2 separate regions of the Homo sapiens genome follow, and region 1 is linked to region 2. The links are chromatin contacts, found by Hi-C or POLR2A ChIA-PET in ENCODE. All regions are on one chromosome and are shown on one strand. Each heading gives the region's core, a stretch centred on a gene start or an enhancer-like site at or near the end of the contact. The rest is flanking DNA. Distances are from core to core; before and after follow the strand shown.

Region 1 (4,660 bases), core at 1,824-4,323, 38 kb after region 2:
GGGGCAGTCATAGCACTGCTTGGGACCTCAATTTCCTCATCAGTATAATGAGGAAACTGGGCTAGATGATCTCTAAGGTGCTTTTGGGCTCCAACATCCGTTCATCTATGATCCTACCATTCTGAGGCTTCCCTGTAGAGCTTCAGTTATTCATTCAACAAATGCTTATTCAGCAACTCCTGTGCTAAGTCCTGAGGATACACCGTGAACGAGATGTGGCTACTGTCCTCAAGGAGGAGGAAAGTAAAAATTCAAATTAAGAAAAAAAGACATATATAACTTTACTAAACAGTGTGAACTCAGTGGAGTAAGCTGTGACAGTTGAAGGGCCACCTCATTGTTTCCTGATTCTAGGGATCACTTCTCTTCATTGCCTGATGTCCAGTGTCTTGGAAACTGTTGTTTCATATATTTTGTCTGTTTTGTGTGTGTGTGTGTGTGTGTGTGTGTAGGGGTTGTTTCAGGCAGGAAGGTAAATTTGGTCTCCATGACTCCATATTGGCCAGCAGCAGAAGTCCTAGCAAACTTTTTTTTTTTTTTGAGACAGGGTCTTGCTCCATTGCCCAGGCTGGAGCACAATGGCACGAGCCCGGCTCACTGCAGCCTCAATTTCCTGGGCTCAAGAGATCCTCCCACCTCAGCCTCCTATATAGCTGGGACTACAGGCATGTGCCACCATGCTCAGTTAATTTTTTATTTTGTAGAGATGGGGTCTTGCTCTGTTGCTCAGCCTGGTCTCAAACTCCTGGGCTCAAGTGATCCTCCTGCCTCAGCCTCTGAAAGTGCTGGGATTACAGGCATGAGCCACCATGTCTGGCCTCCACCAATTTTTGATCATACAATCTAATTTTTAAAATTGGGCCTGCATCCCCATCATATTTATATTTATCTATAAATTTTATATGTGTACACTTGTGAATACATGTAGCATTAATCATATTTATTAGTAACAGTAAAGCTTAATTTATTTGTTGTTTAGATTGAAACACAGATAGAAATAGAAGTTAAGATATTTTCTTCTTGCACACCAATGGATCATCTGTGTATCTACACATCTAAGGCCAAAGGACTCAGGAAGACCAGTTCTGTGAACTTTCAAAATTGGTTGGAAAAGGTATCTGAGATACTTGGTACGGGTAACAGTACACATTTTGTTCTCAAATCAGAAACAGGAGATTGGTACACTTGGCTGATACCAAATAAAGCTAAGGTTCTACAAAAAGAGTCCTTTAAAAATAGTGTTTGAAAAAAAATTGCATTCCTTGGTCCTATTTGACAAAATTCCCACAATTTTCTCCCTTTACCTTGGTCATACCTTATTTAAATGTCAAAACTGTCCATAAATCTTAAAACGCATTCTCAGTGCTATATACTAGGCAATGTGGAAAAATGCAAAAAAAACCCAAAAAAACAAAAAAACCCTCTGAATACAAATGCCTATCCTGAGTTTAGCTATCTTTGCTTTCCTGCCTGTGTCATGAGTGGGATGCACCCAGGGGTGATGTCTTAGTCCATTTTGTGCTGTAATAACAGAATACCACAGACTGAGTGATTTACAATTAATAGAAATGTCTTGGCTCACAGTTCTGGAGGCTGGGAAGCCCAAGACTGAGGAGCTGGCACCTGGTGGCTACATCATCCCATGGCAAGAGAGCAAGAGAGTGAGAGAGCAAGAGAGTGAGAGAGCGAGACAGCGAGAGAGGGAGAGAGAGAGAGTGCGTGTGTGTAAAAGAGGGCCAAACTCCCTTTTTATAACCAACCTACTCCTGCAGTAACGGCATTAATTCATTCACTCTGCCCTCATGGCCTGATCATCTCTCATCAGGCCCCACCCCCGAACTCTGTTACAATGGGGATTAATTTTCCAATACATGCTTTTTAGGGGACATAGTCAAACCATATCAGGGGGACTTTAACCACCTGCACTTGAAGAGAAAAGGAGAGGGCACTGAATTAGGTCTGTACTTCCTTTCTGAGACTTTAGAAGATATCAAGAGACCTGGCTCACTCCTTTCCTCCAGCAGCCTGTTCAGCGTGGCCCTTGAGCTTGACTCACAAACAGCAGTGGAAAATAAGCAAGGGGAAGAACGTGCCTGCAGAGCCCAAAGTCAGCCTGTAGAGCTCAGGCTGGCAATCACTTTCACTCTGCTGCAGCAAGCACCCCTGGGGCTGCTGCCCAAGGATCAACGCAGCAAACCAGCAGGAAGTGGAATAGTCAGCAGAAAGGGTCAAGGAAACCTATCCTTTGTCAGACAGGAGCTTTATTTCCACTCTGGTCCACAGCCTCAAAGGGCAGCTGCCTCACAGGGAGAGTATTTGACCAAATCCGGTTTGCACGTTTGAAATAAGAACTCCATTTATTGCTCTCTGAAACCGAGTGCTAGAAGGCCCCATTCCCAGCAGCCTTGACACCCCCCGTCCCCTCCTACTGTGACAGTCCAGGTTGTTCCAGCTGCCCTGGCTGATGTCTGGCCCTCCAGGATGGATATGTGTCCAAGAAATCCCAGACCCATCCTCCACTTGGACGATTTTGCAAACCTTCACATAAGAACAGATTGCACAAGCGGTATGTGTGAGGGCTGACGGAAGAAAAAGGGAAGAGCTCTTTCTGCTTATGACTGGGACGCTGTTATTCATCAAGCTCTGGTGTTTCAAGTGAGTTTTGTGGATGAGGAGGCCAAGTCATGTCAGCACTAGAAACCTCCCTGGCCTCAGTCATATGTGCTACCCCACCTCTTCCCCACAGCCCCTGCCATTCCTTTATGAGGACCCTCCCTGTTTCGTGCTTTCACAGAGTAAAGCTGCTGTGAGTGGTGCCTTGAGTCACACCCAGCTCACACTGCCCCACAGAATCTGACACGAGGTCTGGGGTGAACTCTGTGGCCCTGGCCTCCATCTTCTGCCCTGCCCTTGCTTCCTGAGGTGGGCAGGAAGCGGGACTCGCGATGAGGGCTAGGCCCCGGCTTCTGGCAGTGGGGGAGTTTCTATCCTGCCCAAGGGGTTAGGGGAAGGAATGTTGGTCACATGAAATCCAGGGGCGGCTATGTAATGTGGGAGACAGCAAGCATCATGTTCCCACACTGTAAGTCATGATGACACTGTTAAAAACGACGGGTGGGTGGGGGAAAGTGAAAGAAAAAGAATAAGGGGGAACAGAAACCAAAGTGAGGCATACAGAGGCATCAAGCAAGACTAACGGCCAAGGTACGAAGAGAGGCCAGGGGAAGGGGTGGCCTGGAAGGGAGTCAGGAAAAGGCAGACGAATCAGACTGGGTAGGAGGAAAGGAATCAGGCCAAGGAAAACATAATGAGATGTGAAGAGAAGACACGATCATTTGGGGAGATGGCAGGGAATCTGCCACCAAGTACATCAACACAGGGTGTTGAAGGCCGGGGCCAAGAACACCTTTGGGGCATCACCCCAGTACAGCATGGAGCAGCACCTGACTGTGAAATCTGTGTCTCTGCTTGCTGGAGGCCTAACTAAATTCAGATGGAAAGGGTCTGTGAGACTCTTAGAAGAATAGAAAGGGGGATGGAAGTAGAGGGAAAAGACCAGAGAGACCCATCTGTGCTTCACAGCTCTTCACGAGTTCATTCCCAAGCAGGCTTTGCCTGTGGTCTTGTGGGTGATGCAAAAAATTAAGAAAATAAATAAAAATTTTAAAATAGGATCTTTGGCTTTTGTTCTCATAACCTAGGAGAGGGAACAGGTGCACATACACAAAGCACCAAGCAGCAACAATTTTATTGAGACTGTTCAGAGGACACAGTAACAGAATACTGGTTGAATGAATAAATGAAGACCAAAGAAAGGAAATGCAGAAAGGCTTTCTTGACCATGTCATTTGTCATTTTAAAAAATGCAGGAATTGGTCAGACGCGGTGGCTGACACCTATAATCCCAGCACTTTGGGAGGCCAAGGCAGGTGTATCACCTGAGGTCAGGAGTTCCAGACCAGCCTGGCCAACATGGTGAAACCCAGTCCCTACAAAAAAATACAAAAATTAGCCAGGCATGGTGGTGGCCATCTGTAATCCCAGCTACTTGGGAGGCTGAAGCGGGAGAATCGCTTGAACCTGGGAGGTGGAGGTTGCAGTGAGTTGAGATCGTACCATTGCACTCCACCTTGGGCCACAAGCATGAAACTCCGTCTCAAAAAAAAAAAAAAAAAAAAAAGCAGGAATTAAACAGTGTTGGTCAAAATGGATGAAAAATTCAAAAATGGACCAAGAAGGTACAATACCCAGGCTTGACAATAGCATAGCACAGGTTCTGAATCAAAGCAGAGAGCAGGAGGCATAGCTGCCAATTCTAGTCTTCTGGGTGAGCTGAATCTGCCTAGACATGGTATTTAACACCTTAAAAAAAATTTACCCCCTAGGAATCATATTTAGTATATAAAAGGCAACAAGGAAAGACTGGTTAGATGGCCCTAGAGGAGGCCAGTTTGCTAGCATGGAAGCAAGGCTTTCCTGAGGCTGCTGGTTTGGACAGAGACAGATGTTGGAAGACCACTGAAGAGCAAAGATCAGGTGAGTAACCTAGATTGGCAGGAGGCCAGATGCAAGAGGAGAGTGGTTGTATATGTGTGTGTCAAAGAGGCAAGGGCATTCAACTTTCAATTGAGAAAAATGAATAGGGGGGCTGGGCATTGTG
Region 2 (4,219 bases), core at 561-3,060:
TGTATCTTTTGAATTTTGTACCAGGTACATATATTATCCAATTATTAAATAATATTTAAAATGTGTCCTAATCCTCTGGCCAGCTCAACATTGAGGGCTGGCAAACATTAAATGAGGGACAAGTAGAGAACTTTTTCACAGAGGTCTGAACCATGGAGTGGATTCTCTGCAAAAGGTTTTAAAATAGTTCTGTTGGAGGAAGGCGTGGGAGTTACTGCTCTGTCTCCTTCAAGTCAGTTCCAATCCAATGCTTCTGACATGGAGAGCGAGACACAAGGAGGGGTTTCAATAACCTAATACTACATGACATGGGGTTTTAGGTCACCATCTCAACATGTTTATTCAAAAGGGAGAGGATTTGGGAAACGCAGGAGAGAAAGCCGGAAGATTCCTCCTTCCCTGAGAACCTGTGTTGTCACACTCATGGGTGTTCTCTGTCACCTGGACACATGTGGCCAAGGAGGGGACTGAGCAGCCCTGGCTCCTGTCATAAGAAAGGTTCTAAGTTCTTCCTGGCACATTACCAGAGAGTCTGGACTTCATAGACTCGAAGAATCTCATAGGGAGGAGGGACCCTGGAGATTTTGCTCAACTTCCTCATCTTACAAGCAGGAGACTGGGGACAAGCGACCTGCCCATGGACACATCAAGCATCAGCTGCAAAGCTGGGACTACACCCTCGGTCTTTTAACTCTACATGCAGTGCTCTTTCTATATCACTGCCACATGGTCACAGTCCCCTTGGGTTTTCAGCAGAGGCAATGCTAAGGACATGACAGTTATTTTCCTCAAACCGATCGAACACTGTGAGAGCAAGTTCAACAACTCAGGCTTGGGGCTTTCCTGAGACCAGGCTGCTGAGACAGTTTTGGGGTGGGGGTGGAGAACTAGGAGGTTCTCTCTATTGCTCAAGAGAAGGTGGGTGATCATACAGACTTTCCAGCAAACAGCCAGGGCAGGCAGCCTTCGGGGCACCCAAACCTCCCCACCATGGGTCCAGTCCAAGCTAGATGCTTCAGCATTGACACTCCACACCAAAATGGATCTCATATCAATTTTTATCTGTGAGGGGTTGTATAAAACCTCCTACAATCTCAGATCTGGAAACCATATAATAGGAGTAAAGCAGTCAGAAAAATGGATAACTTTTGCCCTTTTTTATGTGGGAAAAAAAACACCTCAGTAATTGAATTAATTTTTAAAAATATAACAAAGGGCTGGGCACAGTGCCTCATGCTTATAATCCCAGCACTTTGGGAGGGTGAGGCAGGCGAATCACCTGAGATCAGGAGTTCAACGCCAGCCTGACCAACATGGCGAAACCCCATCTCTACTAAAAATCCAGAAATTAGCCGGGCATGGTGGTGTGCGCCCGTAGTCCCAGCTACTCGGGAGGTTGAGGCTTGAACTGGGGAGATGGAGGTTGCAGTGAGGTGAGGTTGTGCTACTGCACTCCCTTGGGCAACAGAGTGAGAGTCTGTCTAAAAAAAAAAAAAGAAATGTAACAAAGGCCAAAGGCCAAAGTCCCCCGAATTTTGTCACCCCCTTTCTCTTTTTGCTATGCACATGAGTCCCGCTGAGGTGTGTGATCAAGTGAGCCCTCTGAGGTGTGTGATCAAGTAGGTCTCTGGGCACCGAGCCCACTGGCTGCGCTGGCAGCCCCCTCACTTCTCCTGGGCATGGAGTCCCAGCACCTTCCTCACCTGAGTCTCATCTGTGTGTGCAGCTCCAACATGTTTTACTTTCTATTTACTAAAATAAACTTCCTCTTTCATGATGACTTTGGAAAATGGACTCTGGACCACTTGGAGTTCATAAAGACACGAATCAGGCTATCTTAGTCCTGACATGAATCACTTTCTCTCCCCACCCATTTCCACAGATGCGTGGGTAATTTGGTCTCACTGCATCCCTCCTGCTGTCTTCAGGAGGATTTCCGCCACCTCGGCAGCATGAGTCAAAATGGATCATCCTCCCCGCCTCACCGCTTAACGAACTGAGGTGTGTGTTGGAGCTGAATGTTTACAACACAAAACCACCAACCATCTTGTTTCTTCATGTTTTGATGGCCCAGAAGCTGAGCTGCAGGGAGAGGACCTCCCCATTCCTGCGTAGAAGACAGGGGTCTTCTTATGTCTTAACTTTTCTTGACTACTGTTTGGCTTTCAGTGAATGCTTCAAAAGTTCTACCCTGTGTCCAGCACCCCAGGTCTTGATGGATAAAAATTCTCAGCACCTAAGCTGATCTTCATTCCTCATTTCCAGCCACAGCTCAAGGGGTTTGCAGTCTGTCTTTGGAAATGACTCAACCAACAGTTGGGAGTGAAAAAAATTAATGATGCCACATCTTTAGGCTTTGTCCTTTCATTTACCAAGTCGGTATTTAATGAACAACATAAGATTGTACTTCCTTGCAGTGAGTTTGCATTTCATGAGACGATGAAACTAAAGAAAAAGTCAGCCAACCTCACTGCTCCCTCAAGAAGTCCTCATTTCTGAACCCAATTATTTCACTTCTTATTCCTCGGTAGGAATTCTCTATGTACATTCATGACATATCCCAGAAGGGGCAGTGGGGTCTCACTGCTGCTTAAGGCACCTTTGAAGTGCTTTCTTGTTTCTATTATCTTGACTATTTTCACTACCCTTTCCCTCTTTCTTTCTTTTTTCTGCATTTTTCTTGTCAGATGTTGGCAGATTATTGAGTTGCCATCAGTATTTAAGTCAGAGTTCTGTTTTAGGCAATGGTTATTTTACAAATAGACACAAGTAGCTTCAAAGTATCCCCACGGCTTCTTTCCTCCTTCTCCATGTTTACTATACTATTATTTAGTAAAATTGTTAGTCATAAATTATCATTATTTAGTTAAAAACAAAAAAGCATTTGGCCAGGCACGGTGGCTCACACGTGTAATCTCAGCATTTGGAGAGGCCGAGGCTGGCAGATCACTTGAGGTCAGGAGTTTGAGACCAGCCTGGGCAACATGGTGAAACCCTGTCTCTACTAGAAATACAAAAATTAGCCGGGTGTGGTGGCACATGCCTGTAATCTCAGCTACTCGGGAGGCTGAGGCAGGAGAATCGCTTGAACCTGGGAAGCAGAGGTTGCAGTGAGCTGAGATCACGCCACTGCATTCTAGCCTGGGGGACAGAGAGAGACTCTGTCTCAAAAGAAAAAAAGAAAGCATTTTAACATAATAAAAATATTTTTAGGTGTTTAATAAGAAAGAAATTATTATATAGTAAAATTGTCCATATTTACTATACTATTTCTTTTTTTCTCCTTTTCCTGAGGCAGAGAGAAAGGGTAGGGGGAGATTTACTCTTGTTCTGATCCGGAACCAATCTTTAGTTCCAGTTCATTCTTCTCCCTGCCTAAAAATAAGAGTTAATGCTTCCCAAATGCTTTACAAACACACTCATATAACACCCAGCAAACATATCTTGTCCTCCTTTCAACAAGGAGATGGTCTGGCTCTTAGTACTATGCTGTCCTGTCTCTCACCACCTCTACGCCATCTAATCACCTCTTGAGCAATTAAAACACAGGTGCACAACCTTAAACATATTTGAAATATTTAAAAATAATTCATCTATATAATTTGGATCCGTGGACATTAACTTCCTCAATAATGTGACGCTGGCCGTATGCCGTGGCTCACGCCTGTAATTCCAGCACTTTGGGAGGCTGAAGCGGGTGGATCACCTGAGGTCAGGAGTTAGAGACAAGCCTGGCCAACATGGTGAAACCCCGTCTCTACTAAAAATACAAAAATTAGCCAGGTGTGGTGGTGCGTGCCTGTAGTCCCAGCTACTTGGGAGGCTGAGGCAGGATAATTGCTTGAACCCAGGAAGCGGAGGTTGCAGTGAGCTGAGATTGCGCCATTGTACTCCAGCCTGAGTGACAACAGAGAAACTCCATCTCAAAAAATAAAAAAAATAAAAAAGTAAAATAAAAATAATAATTTGATGTCTTTGAGTCTGGCTATTTATTGTTTGCTGTGGTGAAGTCTGGCATGGAAAACACTATAATGTTGACAAATAAGAAAAGCAACATGGAGTTCAAAATATAACACAGAAATGTCATGCTTATGAGGATCATATAAGTTATTTTGATGATAAGACCTTGTCCTTTTAGAACACTGGCCTCTGCACGGCTGGGCACGGTGGCTCATGCCTGTAATCCCAGCACTTTGGGAGGCCGAGGCAGGCGGATCAC

What was found. A loop is a pair of places that touch in the nucleus more often than their neighbours do. ChIA-PET counts read pairs that join two places held with the same protein, here RNA polymerase II (POLR2A). Pooled maps may share reads with other maps.
Region 1: a loop to region 2 is called in a map of GM12878, with 3 times the contacts of the local background. The contact joins two enhancer-like sites. A Hi-C loop is called at or near these places in 8 of 168 maps with a recorded cell type or tissue (CD14-positive monocyte, CD4-positive, alpha-beta memory T cell, Caco-2 and 4 more), 30 of 37 single-sample maps with no recorded cell type and 17 of 50 pooled maps. POLR2A ChIA-PET finds 5 or more read pairs at or near these places in 16 of 52 experiments (AG04450, BJ, CD4-positive, alpha-beta T cell and 9 more).

The regions. Positions count from the first base shown.
Region 1 is chr6:106,161,503-106,166,162 of GRCh38, forward strand. No RefSeq gene overlaps it. Among named protein-coding and RNA genes, the nearest start is that of PRDM1, 77 kb to the left of the region's middle. RefSeq lists enhancers at 1,703-2,549, 2,011-2,090, 2,550-3,396, 2,821-2,920, 2,941-2,990 and 1 more. Within about 2 kb of position 3,074, at least 21 of the 41 ENCODE cell types and tissues checked have a DNase peak (open chromatin) inside an H3K27ac peak, as active enhancers do; they include CD14-positive monocyte and GM12878, where a contact is called at or near this core.
Region 2 is chr6:106,124,406-106,128,624 of GRCh38, forward strand. No RefSeq gene overlaps it. Among named protein-coding and RNA genes, the nearest start is that of PRDM1, 40 kb to the left of the region's middle. Within about 2 kb of position 1,811, at least 3 of the 41 ENCODE cell types and tissues checked have a DNase peak (open chromatin) inside an H3K27ac peak, as active enhancers do; they include CD14-positive monocyte and GM12878, where a contact is called at or near this core.